Regions from separate parts of the Homo sapiens genome. Here all the other regions are linked to region 4. A link is a contact called in ENCODE Hi-C or POLR2A ChIA-PET data. All regions are on one chromosome and are shown on one strand. Each heading gives the region's core, a stretch centred on a gene start or an enhancer-like site at or near the end of the contact. The rest is flanking DNA. Distances are from core to core; before and after follow the strand shown.

Region 1 (2,700 bases), core at 155-2,654, 190 kb before region 4:
CCTTGTCAGATGGGTAGTTTGCAAATATTTTCTCCCATTCTGTGGGTTCTCTCTCCACTTTGTTGATTGTTTCCTTTGCTGTGCAGAAGCTTTTTAACTTGATGTGCTCCCATTTGTCCATTTTTGTTTTGGCTGCCTCTGTTTGTGAGGTATTACTCAGGAAATCTTTGCCCACTCTAATGTCCTAGAGAGTTTCCCCAATATTTCCTTTTAGTAGTTTCATAGTTTGAGGGCTTAGATTTAAGTCTCTAATCCATTTTGACTTGATTTTTGTATATGGTGGGAGGTAGTGGGTCTGGTTTCATTCTTCTGCATACGGGTATCAGTTTTCCCAGTATCATTTATTGAAGAGACTGTCTTTTCCCCAATGTATGTTTTTGGTACCTTTGCTGAAAATGAATTCACTGCAGACATATGGATTTGTTTCTGGGTTCTCTATTCTGTTCCTGTTTTTATGCCAGTGCCATGCTGTTTTGGTTACTATAACTCTGTTGTATAATCTGAAGTCGGGTAATGTGATGCTTCCAGTTTTGTTCTTTTTGCTCAGGATAGCTTTGGCTATTCTGGCTCTTTTGTGGTTCCATATAAATTTTAGGATCTTTTTTCTATGACTGTGAAGAATGTCACTGGTATTTTGATGGAGGTTGCATTGATACCTCTTAATTTTCTAAGGGTTTTCCTTATCTCTTAATTTTCTAAGGGTTTTCCTAAATAAGAGTACTAGTTTATTCTTGCTGCCAGGTGATGCTTGGTAAAGAAAGAAATGGCGGTGGATGGACCACCCTAACTCCATGATTCCAATCTTACTCAGCTTTCTAAGAGACTCGTAAGGAACCTGCTTCTTCTTATCCAGACACCCACTCACCACAGTCTAACCAAATCATCATTTTGCCTTTCAACCCAGAGGGACAGACAGTAATTTTACCCATCCACCCCATAACGCCAAACACACGTCATCATGCAGAATTTGGTGTCAGAACTGGAAGGGACTCTATGATCACTCAGGCTAATACCTCACTGTACATATGAGAAAACCCAGAGTACAGAAAAAGAAGCGACCAAGCAGCAGGGGCTTGACTTGGAGTCTAGTGCTCTTTCCCCAGTCTAGGCTCCCTCCTGCCATCTAACAAAATGAAGCCAATTTCTCTTACGGTTCTAGGGCCTCTCCTTCGCGTCTCTGCTGTGGCACCTTTCCTTAGCCGCCTCTCCGACTGCGAGAGCTGATCGAGAGCTGCCACCGGCCGCCGAAGCCTGGATCAGGCTCTGTCCCGACGCCTGACCGGAACCTGAAGCCAGCGGAAATCCTGAGAGAAAGTCTGAAACCCACTCAGTCCCCGAAACCTTGTGTGTCGTCACTGCTGTGCGTCGGCGGGAGCATTTTGCGAGTGTCCGGGGGCCTTCGTCACTTCCGCCCCCGCGGCAAAGCAGGGAGGTCGGAGGACTGGAGAGGTGGGGACCCTGGGGAGGTGGCTGCTCGGAGTCTAGGTGACGGGGCGAGACGGGGCCGGTAGGTGGCGGGAGGGGCCGGGCCGGAGCCGGCGGGAGGGCCAGGCCCGGAGGCCCCCACCCTGGCGTGCCTGCCCCGGCCGCGGCTGAGGAGGAGGAGGAGGAGGAGGAGGAGGAGGATGATCTCCAGATACACTCGGAAGGCGGTGCCACAGAGCTTGGAGCTGTGAGTGGACTGCTCAGCCACCCCAGCCGGGGCGGGCGGCGGGCGCTCTGGGGACCCTCCTTGACCAGTCCTTCGTTCCTTTCCTTTCCCAGGGCTGGGGAGAGATTTTTCTTCGGAATTCTCTCCTCTCAGCCCTGCTGGACCCTGCCCCTTCTTCCTCCATCTCCAGCTGAGGGCGTGTCGCCCTTCGTCTGAAATTCCTGAAATCAAGCACTGGGTCTGCTGAAGCATTTGTAGCATCCGCAGTGCTTCAGGTCCCATTGTTAATGGCCATGGTAGCTCGAGAAGTTATTAATAGCTAACTGAGGGCTCCAGGAAAGTGCTCACTTGACACTGTGCAAAGCTATTTACATACATTTGCTCATTCCTATCAATGATATCAGATTGGGAACATTATTTTGCACATTCTACAGATAAAGATCCCAGAATTAAAGATTGTAGCATGCCAAAGATCACACAGCTTGAAGGTGGTAGAGCTGAGAGGTACAAACCTGATGTCGATCTGATTCCGAAGCCTGTGGTCATAACCATCACACATACTGCCTCCCCACCTCTGCAATTAAGCACCAGAATCCATAAAGATCAGTTTTGCTTTTGAGACTTTAAAGAGCAAATATTTCTGGCTTTAAAAAGATCCACCCTCACGGCCGGCCGTGGTGGCTCACGCTTGTAATCCCAGCACTTTGGGAGGCTGAGGCGGGCGGATCACTTGAGGCCAGGAGTTCGAGACCAGCCTGGCCAACATGGCGAAACCCCATCTCTACTAAAAATGCAAAAAAAAAAAAAAAAATGGCCGGGCATGGAGGCGGGGGCCTGTAAACCCAGCTACTTGGGAGGATGAGGCAGGAGAATCACTTGAACCCGGGAGGCAGAGGTTGCAGTGAGCAGAGGTCACGCCATCGCACTCCAGTCTGGGTGACAAGAGTGAAACTCCGTCTCAAAATAAATAAATAAATAATAAAAAAATAAAAAGAGCTGCCCCCTACCCTGACCGAAGTGGTGTATAATAATTTAGAAAGTAATAATAG
Region 2 (2,700 bases), core at 163-2,662, 250 kb before region 4:
GTAAGCCAAGATTGTACGTACCACTGCTCTCCAACCTGAGCGACAGAGCAACTCCATCTCAAAAAAAAAAAAAGTGTCTTCTCTCATAGGCAAGTAACTTCAGTAGTAAAACGAGAAGAGAGCAGCACCAAAGTAGCTCTGCTGAGAGGTGAAGCCAGCTGGACTTCCTGGGTGGAGTGGGGACTTGGTGAACTTTTCTGTCTAGTTAGAGAATTGTAAATGCACCAATCAGCACACTGTAAAAATGCACCAATCAGCACTCTGTGTCCAGCTAAAGGATTGTAAACACACCAATCAGCACTCTGTAAAAATGCACCAATCAGCGCTCTGTGTCTAGGTAAAGGATTGTAAACGCACCAATCAGCACTCTGTTTCCAGCTAAAGGATTGTAAACACACCAATCAGCACTCTGTAAAAATGCACCAATCAGTGCTCTGTGTCTAGCTAAAGGATTGTAAACACACCAATCAGCACTCTGTGTCTAGCTAAAGGATTGTAAATGCACCAATCAGCACTGTGTCTAGCTAAAGGATTGTAAACGCACCAATCAGCACTCTGTAAAAACGCACCAATCAGCACTCTGTGTCTAGCTAAAGGATTGTAAATGCACAAATCAGCACTCTGTCAAATGGACCAATCAGCACTCCATAAAATGGACCAATCAGTGCTCTGTAAAATGGACCATTCAGCAGGATGTGGGCAGGGACAAATAAGGGAATAAAAGCTGGCACCCCCAACAGCAGCGGCAACCTACTCGGGTCCCCTTCCACGCTGTGGAAGCTTTGTTCTCTCGCTCTTCACAATAAATCTTGCTGCTGCTCACTCTTTGGGTTCGTGCCACCTTTAAGAGCTATAACACTCACCGAAAGCTCCACGGCTTCATTCTTGAAGTCAGCAAGACCAAGAACCCACTGGAAGGAACCAACTCCGGACACACTTCTAGGAGACTACTTCCAGTCAAATGGAATGCGCTTCCTCTGATCAAGAAATGAATCCTACCATAAGTTCAAACATATCTATACATACCTATACAGAGTCCCATCCTTTTAAATTGGAAGAACTTCATGAAATTTTAGAGCTAGTTCTAAAGTGTGCAGAGAGAGAACTAGAGATATACTAAGGTTAAAAGGTATTTGATTCCCACCCCTGCTTCATCCTCTCCCCAGCCTCATAATATATGCCTTCTGTGTATGAGGGTGGACTTAATGACTTTATCTTTTTTTAATTAAAAAATGGATCTAATACTAACCTACTTTCTCCAAGGATACAGTAGTTCTCTTGGTAATAAGATCTTAGATGTTCATGCTTTTGACAATCATGGTTAACTTGCAGCTGGAGAACACAGCAGCATGCCTGGGAACTGAACTACAATTCCCAGAGTGCATCTCTAGGAGGATTCTGGGAAGTGTGGCAGAAGCAGCAATGGTCCCTCCAGGGAACGGAAGCCGTTGAACGTGAACATTTGGAGTTTCCTCTTTTGTGCTGATTCCTGAGGACTAGGAAGGTGCCCCGAAAAGAATTCAGAGTGAGTACAGTGAAACAGAAACCTGCTCAGCTTCTAAGTGCAGGAAGGACTTCACAGGGAGGCATGATCAGAACTTGAAAAAAGGTCGTGGTCACAGCATTTTAACATTTTAGCTTAATCTCTTCCTTTTTGCAGAAACCAGGGATATAACCATAGTTTTGCCTCATAACTGTGGAGCTACATCAGTAACCACAGCTCATCATTTTCTGATACTTTTTTGGAGAGTCATTTAAAAATGGAACTTGCCAACCTCTCACATTGTGCCTTAATTTTTATTTTTTTTTAAAGGAGGGAAAATTATTTTTTAGAAAGCAAACTATAAAGCAGGTCAGTGAGACCTTCAAAGCTGTATTCCCGTGGTTCCTCAGTTTTCCATATTTCCCTGTCCCATGGAGGTCCACAGTCGTGGAGAAACGGACTCTAAACACAGGCGAAGTATCACTTGGTCGCCCAGGCTGGAGTGCAGTGACACGATCTCCACTCACTGCAAGCTCCGCCTCCTGGGTTCATGCCATTCTCCTGCCTCATACTCCCTAGTAGCTGGGACTACAGGCGCCCGCCACCACGCCCAGCCACTTTTTTTTGTATTTTTAACAGAGACGGGGTTTCACCGTGTTAGCCAGGATGGTCTCGATCTCCTGACCTCGTGATCCGCCCACCTCGGCCTCCCAAAGTGCTGGGATTACAGACGTGAGCCACCGCGCCCGGCCTAAAAAAAGGTCTCTTAAATACTAGGGAACCTGGCCTCTTCACGGTGGAAGTAACCACTAGATTCAAGATGGGCTTTTTTTGTTTTGTCTTGTTTTGTTTTGTTTTTTTGTTTTGAGACGGAGTCTCGCTCTGTCGCCCAGGCTGGAGTGCAGTGGCGCGATCTCGGCTCACTACAAGATGGGCTTTTTTGTCACGCTGTAGTACTTTATAATCTTTCTTCTGGAAAGATGAACAGGATAAGAAACGTGTGAATCATTTGTGTTGGGGAGTTCAAAGAAACTCTTAATGTTAAAGCACCTTGCCTCATCATTTAGTAGTTGGGTAAGACTGCTATTACCTTTCATCTCTATCAAACATTGTACTTTTAAAAACATAAATAGCTCTGTGACCATCAGCTCATGAGTCAGCAGCCATGATAATCTACAACTGGCTAAGGTTAATTTAGTAGCAGAAACTAGGCAAAA
Region 3 (2,700 bases), core at 15-2,514, 230 kb after region 4:
GCACTGGACACATGGTATATCCTCTAATTCTCACAATTAACCTGCCAAATAGTGATTATTTTTCTCACTTTGCAGGAAAGAAAACCCATGTTCTTTCTACCTATGTATAGCCGCTTTGTAGAGGGACAATACTACTACCTGGCCAGGTTGTACTGGGAATTAGAAGTAAATGCAAAGCACTTAGCAAGGACCCAGCACTTACCTCATATTAGGAGCTCAAGAAATCATTACTGTACGAATACAACCATCATTTGAATAAGTGCCTCAACTGAACAGCAATGAAATCCCAGAAACAAGTTTCCTCTCACATCATCTACCATAAAGATGACTTCTAACTAGCAGTAGTTTGGGAGAATCCAAAGCTCATCACTTATAACTGCTTGAAATACCAAAGTATCAACCATCCAGTATCCAAAAAAAAATTTTTTTTTAATACACACACAAATATTCTTAGAAGCTCAAAACACAAAACGCAAGGAAATAGCCCATTATGAAAGTGATATTTGACTCAATCTAAATATCAAATATTAAATATTTTACTTTCAAAAGGATCATAGGCCTCATGCCTCAAGGAAGCAGGTGCTAATGAACAAATTTATCTAACTTCCCAAAAATCATTCCCAGAAGCATCTGTTAACCTGAAGTACTTGGCAAACCATCTCTTAGAATTGACAACATATTGCCAAAATCTTAGTGGATTTTGCCAACACTATTCTGCTGATAGGAAAAAAGAATCATTCAGCTACTTTCCAATTTAGCCACAAAATAGGCTCTTTTTTCTTCATTACTACTTTAACCAGTATGTTAATACTGAAAATAGGTATAAAGAAATCACAAATAACCTTCTTCTGTTTGAAGGAAATTTAAAATACTAAATCCACAATTCTTGCCTTTAATTCTAAGGAACTCAAGAAAATCTATGAATTTTTTTTTTTTGGAAAAAATATGAAATCTCCAAAATCTAATAATTGTAACAGAGAGGAGGGGGAAAGAGCACAAACAACAGCTTGAAAGATGCCTCTTGAAAGTTGAGAGTCCTAAAATCTCAATTTCAAAGTTTAATCTACTGCTATTAAAAGAAATAGCTTATTAATCAGTGCTTGGGAATATTTTTTTTAAAAGAAAGAAAACTTCACAAAAACTAACCGGTTCCTGAATCTTCTATCTATCTGTTTTTACCACAACAACTACAATACTTACCAGACAGCACAGTCAACCTCCAGCAAAAGACCTCTAATCACGAGGGTATCTGTGGGGCAAGTGATACAAGAATGGGGAGGGATATGGGAATAGCTAGAGCTGTGGGGAGGGAAGGCTAGGAGGGAGGAGACGACTGTAGCTAGCAACAATGAGAAACTGTGAATCTAAACCACAAGGACTTCCCGCAGAACAGGATATCAGAGAGAAGGCAATTCTTTTTACCAACTACCAGGAACTCAGCACTGACAATTCATGACAAAGTTAAAAAGGTGGAGCTTCCAATTAAAAACAAAGTAAACTTAAGAAACTAACCAAAAGTAACTTGAAAGGACGTTATCACAAACTTCACCTGAGGCTTAAGAAAAACAATTATGAAGCTGTTTCCTGGGGCATTCCTGATGACAAAGGTCATTAAACAATAAGGTTTGCAGGGTGGCTGCTGCTTCCAAAGAAGGGCCAGTCCCCCACAAAAAAATTCCTTTGCACTGCAGTCAAAAGGAGCACGAGAAGACAACATTTTTGTAGTTGTTTACAGAATAATCAAAACAATGTTATTGTTGGAATCCCTAATTCAGAATTCCAAGACTGGGCTTAAATTAAATCAAATCATTTTAATAGGCAAAACTCCTCCAACTGTCTTAAACGAGCCACACTATTAAAGAAAATTATTATTTAAACTGAGCCATTGGAATCTACTGAGTCAATTTTAAAATGCTTGGGATCTAAGGGTTCTCAACCCCAAAGTCCACAACAGGGAAAGATCTCCACCCCTCTCTCGGGGAAGAGACCTAGTTACATCACCAAGAACAAACAGCAGGCAGAGTCCCACCCCCAAACATGTGATCAGTCAACCGAGAACTTGCATTTGCAGGCAGGGCACAAAGGCCCCAGAGGACCAACACACACCCTTCTATGTATTACCTGAGGTTATAAAACAGTTTTATTGAAAGAAGTTGTTTTATAAGCATACTGATGAAAAAAACTCATCAGCAGAATCCTTGCCAAATATGAAGGTCTGTTGTGTTTCTATAGGTTGAGAGAAAATATACGAGTTGACTAAAAAAAAGATGTAATTAAGATTTATTGGTAAAATTTAACAAACATGGGCAATGTCCAAAACTAATTAAGCTCTTACATTTTAACAATACAGTATATTAAATTGAAGTAGTCCTTTGGCCACAAGGAAAGTGCCACAAAAAAAAAAAAAAAAAAAAAGATACTGTTGCTTTTCTTGTTAACCATTAGCATTCTAACTCAGGTCTCCTAGTGGTGCTAGGTGGAGGAGGAGGTAGTAATGCCATTTCAAAGTGTGAAACACAAAATTTCTACTGATAAGTGCTGACTGCAAATAAAGACATACAAACATCAAGACCAAGCTCTTCAATCAAGTCATTAAAATATAGGTATATATTCATTGTGAAACTAATCAAATAAAACTAGAGTACTGGGACAGAGTTACAGAGCTTCAACCCTGATTACAACTAGACAACATTACTTTTC
Region 4 (2,700 bases), core at 75-2,574:
TATTAAAGTACAGATCTGATCGTATCACTGTCTTGTTCCCTCTCACCTACCAAATAAACTGTAACACTACAGTTTAACTGTAGTTAAATGTAGTACTACATTCAGGGCTTTCTAGGATCTTGCAGTGCCAGTCAACTCCCCTCTTCTAGCTTATGCTCTTGCTTAGTATTTTTCAAAGATTACCTGCATTTAGTCGCTTTTGAACCTTTGCATTTTTCCTTCCCCCTGGAATTATCTCTCCCTTTCTCCTCACTCCGTCTCTACAGCAAATCCTACTCATCCTTTAAAATCCAGCTCAAATGCTTCCTAGTCCATGAAGCTTCCCAGTCGGAAAAACTTGCCTTTCCTCTGAATTCATTTAGCACTTTACACGTCTTTTGTGGCATTACCACAAGCTGTCCTGTTTATGAAGACTGGGTATTCAAAAGACCTTTCCTACTTAACAACTATGTGCCCCTAGGCAAATGCCTAACTTCTCTAAGCCTCAGTTTCACCTTCTGTAAAATGGATAACTTCCAACCTGTTTCACATTTATTGTGAATATCCCCTAAGATATTAAAGCTTTTTAAGTATGAAGCACTGCACAAATGGTATTATTAATATGCAGCGTTTGTCCTGAGAGCTCATTTACACCCTTGAAGGCATGTAACCTGTCTCACGCATATTTACGGGCCCAGAGTGCCTGGCACCATGTCTTGTACACAACAGGCGTTCGCGTCGTGTTTGAATTATGAATGCAAGATATAGGACTAAAGTTATAGTCAGGGCAGCTAGGGTGGGGACTCTTGTTGCCCCCGGCAAGGCACGCATTTCTTGTCATCTGCTCGGAAGAAGCTGCAAGGGGAGAGTCCAGTGAGAAAAAGGTTAGACGAAGGAGGCGATGTGACTGAGTCTGGTCTGGGGACAAGCGCAGTCAGCGCAGAATGAGGAGGCCTCCGACGAGAAGCGGTAAAGGAAGGTCTACGTCCGCGCTCCTGTGGAGGTCGCCGGGCTGGGGTTGGCGGCAGAGTCCGCACCTGGCCGGGCCAGCGGCTTTTCGGTCTAAATATCGGGGTTTTCAGCCTGGCCTTAGCTAAGGGAGCAGAAGATCGGGGTGACGGCTGTGGTGTGGCCGCAGGGCTGAGGTGGGGAGGCCGGGAAGAGAGAGTTTCTTCAGGAGGGATCACTGTCTTACCTGCAGCAGCCTCAGTTATGTTTTTGACAACTATAGCAACCAACTACCTCTCGCGAGAACTTACTTTTGGCCATCGCACGAGCAAGTTTATTCCAAGACTCGCGATAACCCTCTGGGGCCGGGAGCAGGGAGCGAGACGCTGAGCTTCTGCGCCTGCGCCCTAGCGCCGGCTGCAGCCTCCTCACTTCGAGAGCCTGCTGTTTCCGCGGATGCTTTACCTTGCCAAGAGTTGGGTTTAAGTGCATAGGTTTCCACCTTTACATTTTGCTTTCTCGACTCTTTGATTTCAATATTTCTCTATAATAGGAGGGAAAAAAGCAAAAGGAAGTTTAAAGAAAAAGGCCTTTATTAAACTGATTTGAAAACATCATTTAAATATTTCTCCGTGAAATATGCAATATTTTTTAAATGAGCCCGTCACGCCCTGTTGATGAGAGTGCAAAATGACCCTGCTTCTAGGTGCTCAATATTTGTACAATAAACAGACCTGAAGTTTATGATGTTAATACAAATTTTTAATATTCAAAATTTAACATTAAAGAGCTAGAATAGCAAAACACAATAGCAATAACCTGGAAACAACCCAAGTGCCCGTCGAAGGAATAGTGGATGAGTGGACCAATAAACTGTGGCATATTCACAAAATGGCATATTACAAGCAGTCAAAGTTAATGAACTGCAGCCATACACACAACACGGATGAATTTTAGCAGTATATATACTTTAAATTGTTGCAGTGTTAAGAGCCAGCTTGAAGGGACTCCCATGGGCCAAATAAGGGACAATTTGAGCATGAAGTAAACAACGACGATAACGGATTACAACCCATTGAATAAAATAGGAATATGCAAGTCCGTGTTGATACAGAGAAAAAGGAAAACTCTTTCAAAGTAGGATGCCAACCCAGAAGTGTAGCGAGAAGGATGGAAATAGAGAACTACCATTTGACAACTACTGAGGAGGATGACTCAGGCAGGAGTCTTCAATGGACGCTAAGGCTGGTGGGTAGATGTTCTATGAGGCATAGAATACTGGCGTGATTTTGGAATGCTTCCATGGAATACTACTTGATTACAGAGGGGGAAACAGTGAATGGACGCAACCAACATGATCAGGTGATCATGGTTAACATCACCAGTGTTGGGAGGAGTCTACATTGTGAGCCTCCTGGTGAAACACACTAAAAAAAAACACACACACACACACAAAGCATCCTTTTTGGTTTTCCTACCATGAAAGGAACTCAGGTTGTAGACCATCCAAGGACAAGAAAGACTGGGAACTGTCTCTGACTGAGGTTATATGACAACTAAATTCAATATGTATCTCTGTATAGCATTCTGGACCAGAAAGGAAAACAACATTGTTAGGACGGTGGGAAAAATGTGAATTAGCTCTGTGAATCGCATACCACCCCGAACATGCCCAATCTCATCTGAATTGGATGGTAGTGTTGTACCAATATTGATTTCCTGATGTGGAAGTTTGTTTGTTGTTAGGTAGGAGAGTGTCCCTGTTTAGGGGAA

What was found. A loop is a pair of places that touch in the nucleus more often than their neighbours do. ChIA-PET counts read pairs that join two places held with the same protein, here RNA polymerase II (POLR2A). Pooled maps may share reads with other maps.
Region 1: a map of CD8-positive, alpha-beta T cell shows a loop between it and region 4 (23-fold over the local background). The contact joins the promoter of FAM149B1 here to the promoter of CFAP70 in region 4. A Hi-C loop is called at or near these places in 3 of 168 maps with a recorded cell type or tissue (CD8-positive, alpha-beta T cell, endothelial cell of umbilical vein and posterior cingulate gyrus), 2 of 37 single-sample maps with no recorded cell type and 12 of 50 pooled maps. POLR2A ChIA-PET finds 5 or more read pairs at or near these places in 2 of 52 experiments (GM12878 and activated CD4-positive, alpha-beta T cell).
Region 2: a pooled map shows a loop between it and region 4 (5-fold over the local background). The contact joins the promoter of NUDT13 here to the promoter of CFAP70 in region 4. A Hi-C loop is called at or near these places in 6 of 50 pooled maps. POLR2A ChIA-PET finds 5 or more read pairs at or near these places in 2 of 52 experiments (Caco-2 and PC-9).
Region 3: a pooled map shows a loop between it and region 4 (2.2-fold over the local background). The contact joins the promoter of USP54 here to the promoter of CFAP70 in region 4. A Hi-C loop is called at or near these places in 1 of 50 pooled maps. POLR2A ChIA-PET finds 5 or more read pairs at or near these places in 3 of 52 experiments (OCI-LY7 and activated naive CD4-positive, alpha-beta T cell).

Annotation. Positions count from the first base shown.
Region 1 is chr10:73,166,715-73,169,414 of GRCh38, forward strand. FAM149B1 (family with sequence similarity 149 member B1) reads left to right here and starts at 1,405. Exons shown (of 14, transcript NM_173348.2): 1 at 1,405-1,672. The coding sequence starts at 1,626. ECD (ecdysoneless cell cycle regulator) reads right to left here and starts at 1,294. Exons shown (of 14, transcript NM_007265.3): 1 at 1,152-1,294. RefSeq lists enhancers at 1,113-1,712, 1,219-1,418, 2,313-2,700 and a silencer at 1,469-1,658.
Region 2 is chr10:73,109,043-73,111,742 of GRCh38, forward strand. It overlaps NUDT13 (nudix hydrolase 13), which reads left to right and starts at 1,413. Exons shown (of 9, transcript NM_015901.6): 1 at 1,413-1,525.
Region 3 is chr10:73,590,078-73,592,777 of GRCh38, forward strand. USP54 (ubiquitin specific peptidase 54) reads right to left here and starts at 1,265. Exons shown (of 24, transcript NM_001391956.1): 1 at 1,201-1,265. RefSeq lists an enhancer at 1,548-2,298.
Region 4 is chr10:73,357,540-73,360,239 of GRCh38, forward strand. It overlaps CFAP70 (cilia and flagella associated protein 70), which reads right to left and starts at 1,325. Exons shown (of 28, transcript NM_001367801.1): 1 at 1,239-1,325. RefSeq lists enhancers at 468-993, 930-1,149, 994-1,519.